Regions from separate parts of the Mus musculus genome. Here regions 2, 3 and 4 are each linked to region 1. The links are chromatin loops, found by intact Hi-C in ENCODE. Cell type or tissue: heart. All regions are shown on one strand.

Region 1 (5,000 bases):
GAAACTCAAGCCTTCACATTTGTTCAGCAAATGATTCACTGCCTGAGTCATCTCTAGAGCCCCCTGTTTCCATTCTCACTATAAACTACCTGAGCAGGACTTTTAAATCAATCTTTTGGAAACCTCAAATTCCAAATATCATGCATCAATCATGCACAACATTTTGGTACAATAATCACATCTCAACAGTGAGGTAGTTGTGACAGTCTTTGTCTCATTTTTACCATCTTCCTCTTTGAGCTTCTGTATAGTACCAGCCAACAAATACGTCCCCGAGCAGGGACTTGCTTTCTAGTGCAGAGGCGCTTATTGCAGCATAACTATGCTTACCAGTTCACGGGTTTTCTAGCTCACAGTATTCATAGATGGCCTATAACACTGATAGTATCCATTCAACAATTCACTTTTCTCCAGAACTTTGGCAACTGTTTTAAAATTATCAACTCCTTTTCAATCGGTGCCAAGGTTCAATGAAAACATAGTTACCATCTCTGCTATAGGGAAAATATTCTAATTTAGCTTCTGTGACATGTTTAACTACTACAAATTATCAGAATAATAACTTTATACATTCTTGGTAGAGTTTTAAAGTTCCACAGTAGTGCTTGGCAATGATTCTTTTGCTCTGAGTCTCAAGAGTCAGGAGTCTGCTCTCACCCAGGTTCTAGCACAGCCCTTCCTCTCTGTCTTTCTTTTCCCCCTAGGGTCTATTCCTGAGGGTACTGGTAGCATAGTGCCCCATGGGAAAGAGACCTGACACCAGATGGTCATCTTCTGGCCCTCACACACACACTAAAGCACACCCTACTCCCACTCACAGTGATCTCTAAAAGCAAGGTAAAACAGATAAACATGGATCCTGAAGAGCTGGTTCAGCACTCATACACTGTCTGTGGCTACAGAGGACCTGGGTTCACTTCCCAGCACCTGCCTGGCTGATTTCGGCCTATCTGTTAACTATAGTTCCAGAGGCTCCAACGCCCTTTTCTAATTTCTGCAAACACCAAGCATGCATGTGGTGCACAGACATGCATGTATAGGCCAAATGCATGTGGAATACAGACATGCATGTGTAGGCAAAATGCCTAGACATATAAAATAAATCTTCAAACTAATATATGTATCAATTCAGAAGTGTTCTCCGAGCATCTTTCTATAGTCTGTTAGGATATTTCCATGGTTCTATTATACAGTGACAAACAGGAGACGCTCTCACAGATCCGAAAGTCTAATAGGATACAGTATAGCTATAAAAAATATAAGGGTCTCATTAAAAGTATTTATTCACTTATTTGTGTATGAGTGTGGGCATAGGTTTGAAAACCTCTTTTATATCTGGCCTAACAAGAGAATACATTCTTATATCTGCTTCTACATTCAAAATACTACGACATGTCATCTTAATCGAAATTTATAGAGAAAACATGACCTCACACAGGTTGCATAACTGCATAAGGGTGATGGATGTCCTTAGCCATACGGAACAGGTCCTGAGACCACCTTTTGAGAGTCACTGAACTTAAAGAAAAAGAGCACGCTATCAAATCAAGTCAATTCCCATTCTAGAAAGTAAAGATTTAGGCTAAGATCTCATTATATTTAGAATGCTAAAGGAAAATTTGCTTAAACTCATTTTGTAACCCAGTAACTGAATACCAGATGACTTTCTATCTAGGAGCATAGAAGTCTTTTTTTTTTTTTTTTTTTTTTTTTTTGGGTTTTTTGGTTTTTCGAGACAGGGTTTCTCTGTATAGCCCTGGCTGTCCTGGAGCTCACTTTGTAGACCAGGCTGGCCTCGAACTCAGAAATCCGCCTGCCTCTGCCTCCCGAGTGCTGGGATTAAAGGCGTGCGCCACCACGCCCGGCTCATAGAAGTCTTTCTGACTCTACTGTTAAAGTGACTTTTGCACTCTGAACAGCCAGGTGCAATATCTATAGCTGCCATATGGGGGCAGCAGCAGCATAACAATGCCATCCTGTGAAGTTCTGAATGTAATCCCAGGCAAAGCCCTTGAACAGTCAAGGACAAGAGCTGCAGAAATGGCTCAGCTGCCCTTCCAGAGGACCCAGGTTCAGTTCCCCGCAAGCATGTGGCAGGTCCCAGGCATCTCTCACTTGCTGTGCTGGTACGGTTCTCGGACACAGCAAGAAAAGAAACCTTCAGAACAGAACTGGTCAGCACGCTAGGTTTAACACTTCTTATAGACCTTATTCTGCGTGTGTATATATTTGTAACTTTGAATTCAGTCTTGTGTGTGCCATGCACGTGTGTGTCAGAGGACAGGTCCTCGGGCAGTCCTCACCTCTACTTTGTTTAAGGTGGGTTTTCTGGCTGGCTGCTGCATGTGCCATATACTCCCTGGCCCATGAGCTTCAAGGATGGGCTTGCCTTGTCTGCTTCCCGTCTCCCTTTAGGAGTTTTGGGGGTACTGATGCCAAGATCTACCATAGCTTTATTTGGGCTCTGGAGATTTGAACACTGGCCTTCAGGCTTGCACACGCTTGCACATGCTTGCACACTAACTGAACAGTCTTTCCAGCTCTCAGCTCATTGTTTCCCAGGCTGTATGAACTCAGGGCTTCACATGTATGAACTCAACCACCAAGCTGCCCTCTTCCCCTCCCTGGAATAACTTGTCCTCAGACCTGTGGTTAGCCTCTCCTTTTCCCCTGTCTTCCTTCACATTTTACATATGCAACCAAAGCATTTCAGCAGCAAACAATGTGCAAAACAAATCTGAAATCAAATGGTGATCGTATTGTTACATAATCTCAGGAGAGCAAAACTGTCCAGACAGTGGCAGCCAGGCAGGTTCTCTTCACTGAATTCAAGTAAATTCTTTGTCTTAGGCCCCTACCTCCCTGGCTCCCTGCCTCCCCCCTCCCTCTGGTGCACAGATGCAGGGATGAGGGCTGGCCTCTGACTTCTCCTCCCACCCCACCCCACTTTTTTTCTTTTCTTTTTTTTTTTTAAGATTTATTTATTTATGTGAGTATACTGTAGCCTTCTTCAGAGACACCAGAAGAGAGCATCAGATCTCATTTCAGATGGTTGTGAGCCACCATGTGGTTGCTGGAAACTGAACTCAGGACCTCTAGAAGAGCAGTCAGTTCTCCTAACCGCTGAGCCATCTCTCCAGCCTCTTTCTATTTCTTTCCTTTTTTTTTTTTTTTTTAAGGTCTCACTTTGTAGCACTGGCTGGCTTAGAACTCTCTTTGTAGATTAGGCCTGTCCTGGTTTGTAATTTACAATCCTCTTGCTGCATCCTCCCCAATGTGAGATCACAGTGTCTACTGCCAGGAATGGCTTTGTTGGAACTTTTAAATGAAAAAGTTAAGTATGTAAATAAATGTTAAATAAGTGTTAAACGTTAAAACCTAAGTCTTTGAAAGAAACAATGAATTTGTTTTGAACTTCATAAAGTTTAAGGATAAATGTTTATCAATTTTCACTTGTATAAAAACATAGTCAGCTATAGCAAGTGCAAAGCCATTGCAGCACTAGGGATGCTGAGGCAGAAGACTGCTGTGAGCTTCAGGCTACACAAGACCCTGGATCAAAGGAAAAGAAAAGAAAAACTTACATATAACCGTCCCTCATTTAATTCATGAAAATGACTAACAGGTAGGATGGCGCATGTCTAGCTCAGCCTTCAGAAGAATGAGGTAGGAACCACAGGTTCAAGGCCAGTTAGGACGATACAGCTAAGGCTGTATTTTGGTAAAAGGAAAGCAAAAGTACATTATAAAGTCTGTCAGATCCTTCACCACAGCTCAAAAGCAGGAAACTGGATCTTACCGTCCTGGTGTCCTCCTGTTGCTGCAATAAAACCCTGACTAAAACCACGGCGGGCAGGGAAAGAATCGATCTGGCTCATATCTGCCACTGAAGGGAAGCAGCGCAGGAGCACAAAAAGGGCGGGAGTGGGAGCTCCGGAAAGAAAGGCTGCACGTGGGCACTGCCCCATCTCTCCCTCTCACTGTTCCTAGCCAGCTTCCTTATGCAGCCCAGGACCACCTGGGTCCTCCTAGGCCAATTAAGACAATTTCACACAGACAAAACCACAGACCAACCTGATAAAGATCACCTGAGACTCTTTCCAGGTGACTCCACAGCTAACACAAACTAGGGCATATTGTGAGATGGAGCCCAACCCCCAGCAAACTTAAGTTGCAGCCTACTTTGATATTCTCCTGTAGTAACTGTTACACCATTATTCCTTTACATGGTGGTAATGCTTTTCAAAGTATATTTATCACACTGGAGCCTTGTTAACTAAACCTGCTATGCTCATTAATGCTGTTAGAGTTTCATACACCAGCCAGGACACAGGGCAAGCTCCTGAGCACGGGGACAGAGGCCAAGATAACAAACAGTACTGCGGTCGGATCCACTATCAGCTTAAATGAAAACTGAGACTATTTCAAGAGCAGCCTTGTGCTAACCGCTCAGCTGACATAGCAGGAAGTAAAGTGGGGAGGGTCATACTCCACTAGCCATCACAAAAGCCAGCCAGGACGTTGTCGGGAAGTTCCGGATCTGTCCTAACTGCTGGAGAGCTCTGGGCTTCCTTGCCTATCTAAAATGGAAGACAGCCTGAGGGCCAGAGTCGGGATGGGGAACCTGGAATTCTGGCTAAAAAGTCAGTGGGGTACAGGGAGGTAGGATAAGAACTGATTGCTTTTCACGGCTCTTCTAGTTTCACTCTGTTGTTGTGATGAAACGGTCTGACTGAAAGCAACTTGGGAATGAAGGGATGAAATTGACTTACCCACCCAGGTCACAGACCCTCAGGGAGGGCTTACGCTTCGCTGGCTTTTTATAGAGCCCAGGACCACCTGCTTAGGGATGCTGCTGCCTGCAGTGGGCTGGACCCTCCTGCATCAACAATAAGATAATTACCCACAGACATTGCCACAGGCCAATCTAATCTAGGCTTTCCTCTCGGAGGACTATGACAAAGCTGAGACAATGGGCAAGCTCTAGAGTCACAAGAATC
Region 2 (5,000 bases), 490 kb after region 1:
ACACGCCACAGGCTTTTCAGTTCATGGACAGAAGCTGTAAATGTGGCTGGGACTGCGGTCACGATTGGATTTTGATGTACTAAGGAGTCTTGAGCTCTCCACAACAGTCTGCCATTCAACCCTGTTTTGCTGTTGGGACTTGGTAATTGGTTAGAGCTGGCAGGAGAGGCGAGGTCACTGTGTAGGGCAGTGGTATGCTTGTGCATTTGTGAGAGAGACTGAGGGAAATTGGCGGAAGATGGGGGTTTGAAACATTTATAATGCTTTTTTTTTTTTTTTGTAATTACTTTTGAAAGGAAAAAAAAAGCCTCATTGAGATTAAATAGTGGTTCAGTTACCAGGTACTTCTGTGGGAGCTATAGCAGTGCATTTCTAGCATGTATCTCTAGCACTGCCTGAAACCTGGGCTGCTCAAACTCCAGAACACCTTTCTGGATCACCCGTGGCAGCGTGCATGATGGGATGGATATATAGTTGCAGTACTGAATTAAGAGAAGTAAATTAAAATGCCAGGAAGGATTTCCCTGTGAAGGCTTCGGTGGCAGGATCACATTTCTTGTTTTACAATTCAAAGCCTTATTTTATTTGTTCTTTCCTTTTCCTTTCCTTTCTTTTCTCTTCTTTTCCAATTTCCTATGGCTGTCGGCCTATAAAACTATGAAGGCAGCAGATAAGAGCAATAGAAATTTGAATTTCATTTCATTTTTAAAACAATAGCTTCATATCTTAAGCTGTTGCCCGTGTGTGGGATATGTTCTCTAGCTGGGCTGCCTTGTCTGGCCTCAGTGGGAGATGATGCGCCTCGCCTCACAGAGACTTGATGTGACCCAGGGAGGCCCCACCCACTCAGAGGAGAAGGGAAGGAGGTGGGGAGGATTGTGGGAGGGGGTGACTAAGAGGGGTTCAATGAGCAGGATGTAAAGTGAATATATAAAACAGTAAAAAGCCATCCAGAGACTGCCCCACCCGGGTATCCATCCCATAATGAGCCACCAAATGCAGACACTATTGCATATGCCAGCAAGATTTTGCTGAAAGGACCCTGATATAGCTGTCTCTTGTGAGGCTATGCCAGTGCCTGGCAAATACAGAAGTGGATGCTCACAGTCATCTATTGGATGGAACACGAGACCCCCAATGAAGGAGTTAGAGAAAGTACCCAAGGAGCTGAAGGGGTCTGCAACCCTATAGGTGGCACAACAATATGAACAAACCAGTACCCCAGAGCTCTTGACTCTAGCTGCATATGTATCAAAAGATGACCTAGTCGGCCATCACTGGGAAGAGAGGCCCCTAGGTCTTATAAACTATGTGCCTCAGTACAGGGGAATGCCAGGGCCAGGAAGTGGGAGTGGGTGGGTAGGGGAGCAGGGCAGGGGGAGGGTAACAGGGAACTTTCGGGATAGCATTTGAAATGTAAATAAAGAAAATATCTAAAAAAAAAGCAGTAAAAAATAGAAAAGGAAAAGGAGGCCGACCCAGCAGCTTCAACATTACCCTTGTAAAAGTTGCCAGCCTGTGCTGTAGGACGTTAGTAACCTGGACTAGGATTCAGGACGTTTAGCCTTAATCTCCTATCAGACTCGCTTTATAAGTTCCCTTGACTTTAAGCCTTAAAGGCCGTTTGCTCCCCTTTAGCCACCTGAACATGGATTTACTGTTTATTAGAGACAAGGGCGTTGTTAGATTTTAGCTCTTATCTCAGAGGAGACTGAGCTGTGTGTATCATGAGGAGGCTGAGGAGGCTGTAGTGACCTTGGAGTAAGTGCTGCTATACACTCTGGAAGAATGGGGCTCTGATGCTTCAGTTTTCTTTATGTATTTGTTTGAAAGCAAAATTCTTAGTGCTGACAATTGTCTCAGTTTATATTTGAGAATAAAATTAAGTTTTACAGCTGCATACTAAGGTCTGTTGTCTTAGAGCGCCCTCTAGTGCTTGCAAATAAATTTTATTTAGGATCTTGTCATTTACCTGGTGATATTATTATAATTTTGTGCACTGGTGTTCCACTAACTGTTTAAAGGTTCATGTAGGAAGACTGCACCCAAGAGTTAGATATTCTGTGCAATATGCTGAGATCGCTCTCAGAAGCATTGCTGTCTCCTTCATTCAGTTATCATGAGAATTTCATTTCTGTCTTGCTCTAGGCACTTTTACAGGCATTATCTCATGTGTGCAGCTGCTGTTCACATGCAGATATGAATCACAGTTTATGTAGAGGAAAGTTTATCTACCAAGAAGCAGAAATCACAAAAACACATTTTGTGACGGTAGTTGTGGATTCAGTGTTATTGTTTCAGATCTTAGACCAGCAGTATTAATACAGTGTTACTAAAAATACTAGTTACATCTTTTAAAATACATTCTCACACAATGGACACAATGCAGTATATTGGTTTGGATTGGCTGTTTTATATTTTTGTGCAGTGACTTAGCACTTAGTATCTTAGTCACATAGAATGAAATCATTAGTATGTAACTCTAACTGAAGCAGCTCTAGGAAGCAGAGTTCTCATGTGTGTCCTGGGACTTAGGCATGCTGAGGTGACCTCATGGAGCCACAGGGAACAGAAGAGGACAGACGGCTCCTTGACTCGGTTAATTCCTCCCGACAATTAATTATGTTTTATACCTCTTGTGCTATTATTTTATTAGTGAAATTCATGTATGTTGACCCTAGCTATAGTTTTTCATTAAAAAGATACATTAAAGTTGAGCAGTGGTGGCACGTTCCATCAATCCCAACATTCAGGAGGCAGAGACAGGCAGATTTCTGAGTTTAAGGCCACATTGGTGTACAGAGTGGGTTCCAGGACAGCCAGAGCTCTACACAGAAGCCCTGTCTTGAAAAAACAAAAACAAACAAAACAAAACAACAAAAGATACATTGTATGAAACCTTCAAAGAATAAAAATATTTTTAAATAAAGGATAATTTCTTTAATAGAATGCCTTTTAATGTGCATTTCAGTACTCTGACAAATATATACAACTGAGCAACCATTTCAATCTGTCATGCTAAGGACTTTGTGTGCTCAGATGCCCTGACTGTTTCCTGGGTCCAGGGTTTGCCTTCTGTAGACCAGCATGTACGTGGAGCATGGGCTGTAGCGCTCTGTGAATGTGACCTCTGTCTCTTGTGTAGTACGTGTGCATTGGTGTTGATGTCTCAGCAGCACCTTATGCCTCAGAAGTAGACTTTGGCTGCTTAGCCTACAAATTGTCCCTTCACTAACGGAGGCCATTTCCCCCCATCGCAGATTTTGGGAATCATTTAAAATAAAATGCAATGAGTATTTGCACACAAACGTTAACATTTCTTTTATGTGAGTAAATATCTGAGTGTGGAAGTGCAGGCTCAGAGCCTTGTGAGCTGTTTCCCCGAGTGGCCGTCCCTTTGTAGTACCAGATGCTCGCTCCTCATCCCCACTTGCTCACTCAGAGTGTCCCTAGGCATTCTGGGAGTAAGAGCTCATGGCAGCTTTCGTGTGCAGTTCAGTAACTAAAGATGCTGCCTGTAGTCTTACTCACTGGCCATTCATACTCGTAAAGGAGCTTTTGAAGGCTTTTGCTCATTTTCAAAACATTGATTTGTTTTCTCATTAAATGATGGCAGGTCACTGTATGTTCTGGATACAAGTTCTTCAGATACGTGAATCCCAAATTATTTTCTTCAGCCTTTGGTTCCCCTTCCATTTTAGAGGCTCACTGCTGGTTGGTCAACTTGCTCCGTGTTTAGTGTCCTCTGGAAGTCATTCTTTGCTTCACCTGAAGTCTCAGAGGCTTCTAGATGTTTATGGTTTCAGGTTTTATGGTTGAATGGCTGCTCTACTTTCAGTTAATTTTGGAGTATGCTGCTGGGCCGTGGTTGAGTATGGTGTGAGGTTGGGAGTTCATTTTGCCCAAGTCAGCTTGTTAGTTTTCTAAAGAAAGCCCACTGGGATTTTGATTGAGATTGGCTTGACTCTGTTAGTTTGGGGACTATGGCTAGTGACATTGGTTTGTATAATCTGTGAACATAACCCGGCAGTTATTTGATTAGTTACCTTTGGCGTGTTGGTTTACAGTATTTTTCTAATCCCTTTCTGGGGGATCATATTGACTTTGCCAATGCAGTGCTGAACAGAGCCCCATCAGAAACTCCAGCAGATGTCTCTTTTGACTGGGTACTGACAGCTTGATTTCACTGCTGATGGAAGGACGGCAGTGCATGTAAGTCACCACAAGCATTCCAGCGAGTGTGTGTTTACTAGGAATTAGATCAGGAGCTAGGGCATGTATTTCATGGAGACATCTGAGCACTGGCTAAAATTCATCATGAATATTGTGAAATCTACGGTTCCACTATTCCCCTGAGTACTGCTTGTTGTAAGTGGGGAATCCTGGGAAGCCTGAGGCACAGGGTGAGTGATGTGTTGCAGTCCCCAGCTTTTGCATACTGTTGTAATTCAGAGTGGTTAATGTATTTGCATCACCATATGCTGCAGGCAGACCCAGTTGGGGTCCCTCAACTTGGGGGAGAATCGGGGTTCTGGTACTCAGGTGGGCAAGGAGTCAGCAAGTGACAAACAGGCAAGAACATAAGAGAGTGCTGAATCTGAGTGTAATTTCTCAAAGTGAGCATCAGACTTATATAGTTATTATAGAAGAAAACATAGAAGTTAGGCAATACACCAGACAAGATACATTGAGGTCCTCTGATGTATAATGACTCTTTACACAAAACAGAGGAAATACATACATAAAAACTGGCAGGAACCAGGCAGTGTTTACAAGGGAGATAATCAGCCCTATCTAAAGTTAGCTACTTTTAGGAGCCAGGTTCGAGGGCTTCACACCCTAGCCAGTTCTAGTCTATTGTATAACTCACCACCAGGGGTCCCTTAGTAAGCACCTAATTATGTTATTCCTCTGGGCCTAGTAAAAGCATGTACCAGGGGGGTTCTGTTTTTACTACCCTTTTTATAAATAATACAATACTCTAGTTCCTCCTTAAACCA
Region 3 (5,000 bases), 56 kb after region 1:
CGATGACCTGAGCTTAGAGTCTCAGCACGGGCTACACAGCTGGGTAAGGAACAGCTGTAACTATGGCACCGGGGACAGAGATAGGTAAGTCCCAGGGGTGTTGCTGGCAATCAGATAAGCCAGAAAAGTCAGCTCCACATTCGGTGACAGATCCTGTCTCCAAAAATAAGGCAGAGAGCGATACAGGCAGACAATGACATTTATCTCTTGCACCCACTAAAAGTGCACATGCATACTCACATTCACACGAGCATGCACACACATGGAGGAATGTCTTCTTTCAGAAAATGCAAACATTATTATGAGAAAAATAAAATTAATTTACAGAAAAAGATGCTACTGTTCAGAAAAATTTGATTGAATAATATTATTGTAAAGCAAGTTATATTCATATTACATCCATCTACCCATACCCCCGCCAGACTGTAAAATCATCTTAGAATAGTCCTTTTAAAGAGCTGGAATAGAAATACAATAATAAACAGAAACGTGAGGCAGCAGTTGCCTACTTCACCATGACACCGCAATCCCTCATGAAACTAATATAATCTGAATCTCACACCTGCTGAGCAGGGCATGGCAGGCTGATGACGCTGGCTCCTGCTAGCCAAGCTGCCCTGAGCCGCAGCACCAGCCCTCCGTTCCCTTTCTGAGACCAGGGAACACAAAGATGACCAGTCTGTTCCTGAACTTACTACGGAAGCCCAGGCAGGCCTTGGCATTGTGGTCTCTTCCTGCTGTGGCCGCCCAGGCTGGCATTCCAGGCTAATTAGCCGTTCCAGGCTAATCCTACATCTTATATATAAACTAAGTTGTCTAAGGAAAGGCCTCGGAGGTAGGAAGGTGGGTAGAGGCGGGATATTAACCTATGCTTGTTCTGCTCCAAAGCTCATGTTCATAACTACTAAACTACACTAGCTGTGTCTACGTACAACTGTAGCCACACTCAAAAGGTTTGGCCAACTGCACATTGGGAAATAAGTTTTTGCAATATTTTTTTAATTAAGTTTTAAAAATACATAAGAAGGATGGGGAAATGTTTCAGCAGTTAAATGTTCTCGCTCTCATCCAGATGACCCAATCTGTTTCCCAACTCTACAGTCAAGCGGCCCACAGCTGCCTAAACTTCAGCTCTAGACCTGATGCCGCTCCTGCCCTACAAACACACGCACCCACATACACACGCACCCACATACACACGCACCTACATACACACACCTACATACACACACCGACATACACATGCACCCACATACACACGCACCCACATACACACGCACCCACATGCACACACCCACATACACACGCACCCACATACACAAGCACCCACATACACACGCACCCACATACACACACACACACATACACACGCACCCACATACACATGCACCCACATACACACACACCCACATACACATGCACCCACATACACACGCACCCACATACACACACCCACATACACAAGCACACACATACACACGCACCCACATACACACGCACCCACATACACACGCACCCACATACACACGCACCCACATACACAAGCACACACATACACACGCACCCACATACACACGCACCCACATACACACGCACCCACATACACAAGCACACACATACACACGCACCCACATATACAAGCACACACATACACACGCACCCACATACACATGCACCCACATGCACACGCACGCACACACATACATACACACGCACCCACACACACCCACATACACATGCACCCACATACACATGCACCCACATGCACACGCACCCACATACACACATACAACTTGTACACACATATGTGTGAGTACAAATATTTTTTTAAATACCTAATGCCTTTAATCCCAGCCCTCGGTAGGCAGAGGCCAGCAGATCTATGAGTTCAAGGCCAGTTTGGGCTACAGAGTGAGCTCTAGAATAGCCAGAGCTACACAGAAAAACCCTGTCTTGAACAAACAAACAAAACATTATAACAGCTGGCCAGACACTGTGGCACACACTTGTAATTGAAGCATTTGGAAGACTGAGCCAGCCTGAGCTAAAGAAAGTTCAAAGCCAGCACTAGATACACAGGGAGACATAGCTCAAAAATGTTCTTTTCACAATTACAAAATCATGATTGCTACCAATCTGAAAAACAGAAAATATAAATAAATACTGTCCCAAATATCTAGACACAAGGAAGTGGAAGACCTTCCACAATAACGGAAAGTTTCACTACTATTCAGTGTTTTGTGAACACCCTTTCAAGGCCTCTCTCAAATGTGCCATAAGTGTGCTTCGGGTTAAGCCCAGTCCAGCCAGCAGCACAGAGCGGCACTGACGAGCCACTGCTCTCTGGACTGGGGAGGAGGCGTGCTGCCCTCTAGTGACTCAACAGCACAGACTGGGGAGGAGGCGTGCTGCCCTCTAGTGACAACAGCACAGTCAACAAGAAGCCCCTCAGAGGTAGGAAATGTCCATGCTGTTAGGAAAGAACTGACCCAAGCCTTCATCTCATTGAGGAAACATAACGTCCATCCATGAAATGTGGTTACACATCTGCTGTAACTAAGCCAAGGGTCAGATGTCGGTACAGAAGAGTTTAGAAACATGGAGGGCTCAGCGGCTAAGAGAGCCTGCTGCTCTTCTAGAGGATCCAGGTTCAATCCCCAGCACCTGCACCACACACATATGAAGGAAGAAAATCTTCCCATTATTAAAAAAAAACAGGTGTGGGGGTGTGGCTCAGTGGTTAAGAGCACTGACTGCTCTTCCAGAGGTCCTGAGTTCAATTCCCAGCAACCACATGGTGGCTCACAACCATCTGTAATGGGATCTGATGCCCTCTGCTGGTGTGTCTGAAGACAGCTACAGTGTACTCACAAGCACTAAATAAATAAATCTTAAAAAAAAATAAATTAAGAAATTAAGAAAGGAAGGAAGGAAGGAAGGAAGGAAAGGAAGGAAGGAAGGAAGGAAGGAAGGAAGGAAGAAAGAAAGAAAGAAAGAAAGAAAGAAAGAAAGAAAGAAAGAAAGAAAGAAAGAAAGAAAGAGGGAAAGGGAAAGGGAAAGGGAAAGGGAAAGGGAAAGGGAAAGGGAAAGGGAAAGGGAAAGGGAAAGGGAAAGGGAAAGAAAACGGGGAGGGCCTCAGGAGTCCAGTGCTTGTTGTACAGGCTTGGGTTTGGATCCCAGCCCCCACATAAAAGCCAGGTGTGGTGACGTGTGCGTATAACCCTTGCACGAGGGGAAAGGAGACAGGTAGATCTCGAGAGCTCACTGGCTAAGCAGCATGTACAAGCCCCATTAGATCCCAGCTTTGAAACAGAAAAAAACAAAACAACAAAACAACAACAAATCCAGAAAGGAAGATCCTCACAAGGAATTATCACACCCAGAATTAATTCTTATTTTTATAGTATGTGGCTTCCAGGCTTCCTTACACTGCTGCAGTGATGATTTCCTGCAGACACACTGCCCACAAAGAGTTCATCGTTAACCTTTCTATTCAAAGATAATGCTCAGTTTTAGACGTGGTTAGGAAACACAGTATACTGATAAGAAGATGGACTCTTGTACTCGGGAGGCAGAGGCAGAGGCAGAGGCAGAGGCAGAGGCAGAGGCAGAGGCAGAGGCAGAGGCAGAGGCAGAGGCAGAGGCAGAGGCAGAGGCAGAGGCAGATGGATCTCTGTGAGTTCGAGGCTAATCTGGTCTACAGAGCAAGTTCCAGGACAACCAGGGCTACACAGAGAAACCTTGTCTCAGGGGAAAGTCAGCGACAGCCGTGGGATCCCTGTGGCTGGAGTTGCCAGTTGCTCCGTGGGCACTCAGAGTGAAACCTGAGTTCTCTGCAAGAGCAGCAGGGCCTCCTAACCACTGAGCTCTCCAGCCCCGCAGCCCCTCACTTCAATCTTAGATGATTTACAGGAAGAAACGATGGTAAATCATTCCTTCCTTCCAAATGTCATTCAAGAAATCTTCTCAGGCCTTTAATCTCACCTCTGAGTTCTAGGTCATCCTGGTCTGCATAGTGAGCCCAGGCTAGTTAGACCTACAGCAAATACCTTTTCCCCTTGAATATTAAGACACTGAAGATAAATAAATAAATAAGTATGTATGTATGTATGTATGAAGAAAAAGAACATAGGTTTCAGAAAAACCATACAAAAGTCTACTTACCAGTATCATTTGCAATGGAATTAGGGTCAGATCCCCCAAGGGTAGCCTCAAACTCCTCTTGGAGACGATACGCTCTTTGCAGTAGAGCTTCAAGTTTATGGATGAATTCTGAACTAATAATATCCTACAAAGAAAAATAACAGTAGCACACAGCAATTCTTACATCCAATCCTAGCATTCTAAACACAGACATGCTGATTTCAAAAGATGATTTCAGTATGTGGACAGGGCTGGTGCGAGGATTACAGATGGGGCAGCTGGACCTAATCCTAAGAGCTCAGCCATCCATGTCGCTTTTGTAAGAAAGGAAGACATGGTCCCGACTGATCATTTAAGTAGACTAAGAGTTTTCAGACTTTAGCATGTGTAAGAACTGCCTAGAGGATTTTTAAATGAGATTTAGGGCTCCTTGTTCTGGCCTCTGATTCAGCAACACTCTCCAATTTTGAAACGATTGGTAAAGACTCAGTTCCGCCTCTGTGTTACAAAAACAATAGCAATCAATTGCATCCGCTGCCTCTACATAGCCTCGGAAGTCAGGAGACTTGAAGGCTAGGATCTGGAGAGCTGGCTCCACAGTGAAGAGCACTTGTTGCTCTGGCAGAAGACCTGGGTTTGGTTCCCAGCACCTGTGTGGCAACTCAAAACTGTTTCAGCTCTAGCCCCAAAGGACCCAACACTCTCTTCTGATCTCAGTGGGCAGCCAGCACATTCATGCTACACATACATACATGCATGGAAAACACTTATCCATACATAATAATAATTATATATGCCTAAAAGCTTGACTAGGAAATGCCCAGAAAGAGAAGTCCCTCATGCTGGGCAGGATTCCA
Region 4 (5,000 bases), 49 kb after region 1:
TTACTGCTATGTGTACTGTTATGCTATGCATGTGTCTTCTGTAGCTTGATTCCATGGCACTCTCTGCTCGAGATGCTCTGTCTGTGATCTTCCTGGCAGGCCTACTGTGTGTTTTCAGGTTATTCCTTCTATGAAGCCTCCTGTAAGTGTCCAAAGAACACTCACAAGCTTTTCTTCAGTGTTCCCACAGCACGTATACACATGGGCTAGGCTACGCTGCACTGCTTAACCTGCAACGGCTGTTAAACACCAGACTACAGATGACCACAACTGTAGCAAGAGCTTCATTTTTCTCCCCCTGACACCTTTTGCCATGTTTTCTATACACAAAGAAATTACACTTGGGCTATGTGTGCTGGTATGCTCCTGTAATGCCAACATACAGAAGACATGCTTTTTCATTTATTGTATGTATGTGTGTATATATGTATGTATGTATGTATGTATGTATGTATGTATGTATGTATGTATACAGGCACATATGCCACAGAGTGTGAGTGGAAGTCAGAGGACAACTTGTGGGGTTCAGTTTTCGTCCTCCACCATGTGAGCTCTAGGGATCTCAGGTAGACTGGCCTGTGCTTTTAACCCACTGAGCCATCAGCCAGCTCAGATACTGACTTTAAGGCCAGTATATGCTATGCAGTGAGGCGTCCATCTTAAAACAAACAAACAAACAAAAATAACAAAACCACAAAAGAAAATCAGTTTTTCTGAATAGATATTCCAAGTCTAAGATCCTTGTTTATTCTGTTCAAACAACGGATCATGTGGGGGCCTAATCCCTAAAGTATACCCATATTATAGCAAGCCATTGACATGAAAACATTCCTGGTTTGTTTGTAAGGCCTAAAACAAGGTATTTGTTCCTATACATCAATGTAAAAGAATCTCAAAATCTTTTCCATCAAAACAAAAACAAAAACCCCCACAAACACTAATCACACTCATGGCTCTAGAGTTGCTTCTAATACTGATATTGCAATACATATTTTTATAAGAAAATAAGCATATAAAATGTAAAGCCTAATTAATTTAAAAAGGAAATTATAGGTTAATGAGCTAGAACTCTATTCGTGTAAGCCCTATCCATTCCACAGCGCCTCCAAAGCCCCCTATCTTGCAAATCACCTTTATGTTAAACTGCTCTGAAATCCAGCAGCTGGGTCCTACACAAGCACCCTGACCAATCAAAGACAAGGAAACGTCGGGCTGGATGTCTCAAGGCTAGAGCACTGTGTAGCACACAAGGCACTGCACTGGATTCCTAGCACCACAAATGAAAACAGAGGCCAATGCTTATCCTGAATATTGATTCTCAGTCTGAATAGTTAGAGACAAAGATACAACTAAAGCCCACGACCCATGCCACTTCCTAAAACTAAACCACTGAACAACGAAAACTCCTGCTCTAAACACACAACACACTGCCAAAGCTGGAACTGACACAGACCCAGTGTGTCAGGCGTTTGACACAGGCCTATGTGCAGGACAGTAGCAAAAGGCCCTTGCTAAAGTGACCATCATCCCTTGGTGTCAGGTTTTAGATTCCATATTCTACCAATCACAGTATCTGGGACCAGCTAAAAAGTACCTTCTATCAAAATATATGAAAGATAACAAAATAATAAAGATAATAAAAATTTCTATTTATTGTAAGATATACTTTTATTGTATATTTCATGTATATGAAAACTGTCATGCTTAGCATATATACATATAGAGAGAATAAAATAGTATTTTTGAATCTACCATCTATTTTTGCTATTTTAAAAGCTTATAAGGTTATTTATTTATTAAGAAAAACTAATTGTGTAGGATACTACTACTTCATATCTATCACTTGACAGCTGTGGTATTTGATCTGTAAATGAACTCCACAAATCCTCAGGAATAGAGGCAGATAAGCCAAGAGTTGACTCACGCCCCAAACGTCCTAAACCAGATCTGTTTACTTTCAAGCTCTTTATCTTAGGCTGTTAAACAGGCAGGCTCCAGTTACAAGGTACAGAAAGAAGAGGCAGGGCGGGAAGCTAAGGCTCTGCTGGGCAGGAAGCTCTGGCTCTGAGTCAGTAGTACGAACGCACTGCATTGCGCTCCAATTGTTTGCTATGAGGAAGGCCTAGCTGGTTACTCAGATTTCATGCTGTTGAAGGCCTGCCCTGGACTTACTCATCTGAATCACATAACACAAACGGTGCACAGGAAACAGCTCAATACACGCTTTATCTGTTTACTTTTCTTATTTCATTTATGGATTATGCATTTGTGCACTTGGGGTCAGAAGACAACTTGTGGGCGTTCAATTCTCTCTGTATAGTATGTGGGTCCCAGGGACTGAACTCAAGTGTCAGGCTTGGCAGCAAGCCATCCTGGTAGGCAGCAAACTGTCTGGTTTTTGAGACAGGTTTACTTGTAGCTCTCACTGGCTATGTAGCCAACCAGGCTGGTCTCAAGCTCACAGAGATCTACCTCCCTCTGTCTCCCGAGTGCTGTATTAAAAGTGTGTCACCATGTCCAGCACAGATCAGAAAGCCTGAAAGCCACCTTCTTATCTATCTATTCAGATGCATGTAGAAATCATCTGCTAAATCCTGAAATACTAGTTTCACAGTCTCAAGCCAAAGCTTCCCTCTCTCAGGTCTAGCGCAGGGATCCATTCTGTGTGAAGGCAGCAAGCAGGCTTCCTTGGTTGTGTCTTCTGACACGGTTTCCCTAAGTCCAGACTGGCCTTTGGCTTTGGGCTTCCTACCCCGCCTTGCAAATGCTGGCATCAAGCAGGGAGAGGAACCAAAGAGAAGGAGTGCCCTGGAGGAGAGCGCCCTCCTCCCCTCTTGCCAAATGCAAAACTACTTTCTTATCACAGGATTAAAGAGGCCAACATAAATATTCTGCTGCATTGCCTTCATTAAGCAGAGAAGTGGGGGGGAAGTGTGTGTGTGTGTGTGTGTGTGTGTGTGTGTGTGCGCGCGCGTGCATGGGCGTGTGTGTTCCTAAGTGTGTGTTTGCATGAGTGGTGCATGAATATATAGAGAGAAGCTTAGATGTGGAGGCTGAAGGTTGGGGCAGGTATCTTTGGAAGTCACTCTCTATTTTTGATTATTATCCACTCCATCTGTTCTTTGACAATGTCATGCACATATCTAGTGCATCTGACTGCTTTTGTCTCCCCTCATCCCACAGGTCCCCTTCCACATGCACGCCCCACCCCCTTTTTTAGTTTTATGATCCACTGATTTTAATCAGGACTATCTGTGTGGGCATGTTTGAAGCCTGTGAACTCACCATTTGGCATACATTGGAACACAGTAACTGTCCCTTACGCAGAATCAATCAGTTGCCCACAGTTCAGCAGAATAAAAGAGGGACCCTCAAGCACTTGCCACCTGTCCCCACCCATGATTGGTGACTGAGTGGCCCAGTCTCCTACAGGCCCATTGCAAACAAGCACAGATGCTGTGAGATACTGGGGAAGGTCTGTCCTGCCCTGAGAGCAGCATTTAATTTCCTCTCTCTGCTGTAGTGCTCCTTGAGCCTTACAGAAAGCCGTCTGCGTATCCTGTTGAGGGCACTTTATTTTTTGAGTCAGGGTCTCTCACTGAATCTGAAATTCCAAAATTCAGCTAGGAAGGCCAACCAATGAGGTTCAGGGTCTGCTTTTCTCCCCCACTCCAGAGGTGACATTACAGGCCCATGTCAACCCATCTGGCTTCTACATCGGCGCTAGGGATCCAAACTGAAGTTTGTTTTACAAAGCACTCTCTCTGCTTGGATTTTAAGTTGCTTCTCCCTGTGAGCAGTGTAGAGTGGCTAACACTGAGAACTGGATCCTCACTAAGCAGCCAGGAAACTCGACGTAACTACAACTAACTAGTCACAGCTCTGGTTGCATTCCAGGACTTGCAAGCTCATCACTGCTGCGCACAACCTGAACTTACTTTCCTGGTCTAGACTCGGAGTCAGGGGTCCAAGAGTTGCATAGGTAAGGCTAGGAGGAATTTTCTCTCTTCCAACCTCCACTCCAAGAGGAAGTTATAGGAAGCCTCACCACATTGTCCAATTAGTGCAGCTTATAAAGAAAGAAGTTTAAAAACATTGATACCATTCAAGAGCCAGGAGAAATGAACCAGTTAATGTGTGAGCCACTAAATTCTTAAGAAAGAAAGAAAGAAAGAAAGAAAGAGAGAGAGAGAGAGAGAGGGAGAGAGAGAGAGAGAGAGAGAGAAAGGAAGGAAGAAAGAAAGAAAGGAAGAAAGGAAGAGAGAGAGAAAGGAAGGAAGGAAGGAAGGAAGGAAGGAAGGAAGGAAGGAGGGAAGGAAGGAGGGGTGGGTCAGTTTTGCTAGCATATGAATATGAGAGAACAAGGCAGGCAGGCTGGAATGCCCAGCAATGGGGAGAGAAATACAAGGAGAGCAGGCATGTGTCCTGAGTTGGAAGTCTGTGAGCAGCTGTGTCAGGAGAAGGAATCTGAGGGAAGGAGGGAGAGAGGGAGGGAGAGAGGGAGGGAGGGAGAAGAGAGAATATGTCCAGAGTATCATATAGAGAGATTTAGCATTTTAGCTAATATCTAAAAGGTGGTGGAAAAAATAGCAATACTTCCTGAGTTAGGAAATGGACAGTCTTAACAGAGAGAGAGAGAGAGAGAGAGAGAGAGAGAGAGAGAGAGAGAGAGAGAGAGAGAGAGAGAGAGAAAAAGAGTCCCCTGGATTAAGGGATAGGTTTCTGTGATATGCATATAAAATTTCATTAGGAGATACGTATCCCTCTCTCGTCCTTAACTTGTCTTCATGTGTATCACGTTTTGTTCAACCTCTTCCATTTCATATGATATTTTAAATCTAAAGGAGAGGCAAAATTGTAATGATTCCTCCTTCATTGCACACAGTGTTTCAAAAGCTAGGATATTTCCCATTTCTTAAAATTACCACATTAGCAGGGAAACAGGAGGGGGGTCCTAGGTTGATTATGAGGGAAGGTCCATCTCCACCTTTAGTGTCATG

The links. Hi-C counts contacts between places; a loop is a spot of excess contacts. Peaks named below come from ENCODE experiments on the same cell type or tissue, not always from the same donor. Only the 100,000 strongest peaks of a DNase experiment are listed, where the experiment ranks them.
Region 2: a loop joins it to region 1, with 5 times the contacts of the local background. A loop is called at or near these places in 8 of 42 quality-filtered maps.
Region 3: a loop joins it to region 1, with 5 times the contacts of the local background. A loop is called at or near these places in 17 of 42 quality-filtered maps.
Region 4: it touches region 1 in a loop (5-fold over the local background); 18 of 42 quality-filtered maps call a loop at or near these places.

Annotation. Positions count from the first base shown.
Region 1 is chr3:152,257,692-152,262,691 of GRCm38, forward strand. All of the region lies in intron 1 of Nexn (nexilin), which reads right to left. Among named protein-coding and RNA genes, the nearest start is that of Nexn, 5.6 kb to the right of the region's middle. In heart, a CTCF peak has its summit at 1,947; DNase peaks (open chromatin) are centred at 1,990 and 4,430; H3K4me3 peaks cover 1,715 bases; H3K27ac peaks cover 2,555 bases.
Region 2 is chr3:152,747,869-152,752,868 of GRCm38, forward strand. All of the region lies in intron 9 of Pigk (phosphatidylinositol glycan anchor biosynthesis, class K), which reads left to right. Gm40181 (a long non-coding RNA gene) reads right to left here. Exons shown (of 2, transcript XR_867777.2): 2 at 4,582-5,000. Among named protein-coding and RNA genes, the nearest start is that of Gm40181, 5.7 kb to the right of the region's middle. In heart, a CTCF peak has its summit at 1,928 (motif pointing left); no DNase peak of the experiment used is centred here.
Region 3 is chr3:152,313,450-152,318,449 of GRCm38, forward strand. It overlaps Miga1 (mitoguardin 1), which reads right to left. Exons shown (of 16, transcript NM_174868.4): 7 at 4,165-4,288. Among named protein-coding and RNA genes, the nearest start is that of Miga1, 24 kb to the right of the region's middle. In heart, CTCF peaks have their summits at 2,401 (motif pointing left) and 2,611; a DNase peak (open chromatin) is centred at 2,372; H3K27ac peaks cover 1,287 bases.
Region 4 is chr3:152,306,648-152,311,647 of GRCm38, forward strand. The region is part of intron 7 of Miga1 (mitoguardin 1); the gene reads right to left. Among named protein-coding and RNA genes, the nearest start is that of Miga1, 31 kb to the right of the region's middle. In heart, no CTCF peak of the experiment used is centred here; a DNase peak (open chromatin) is centred at 2,024; H3K27ac peaks cover 3,500 bases.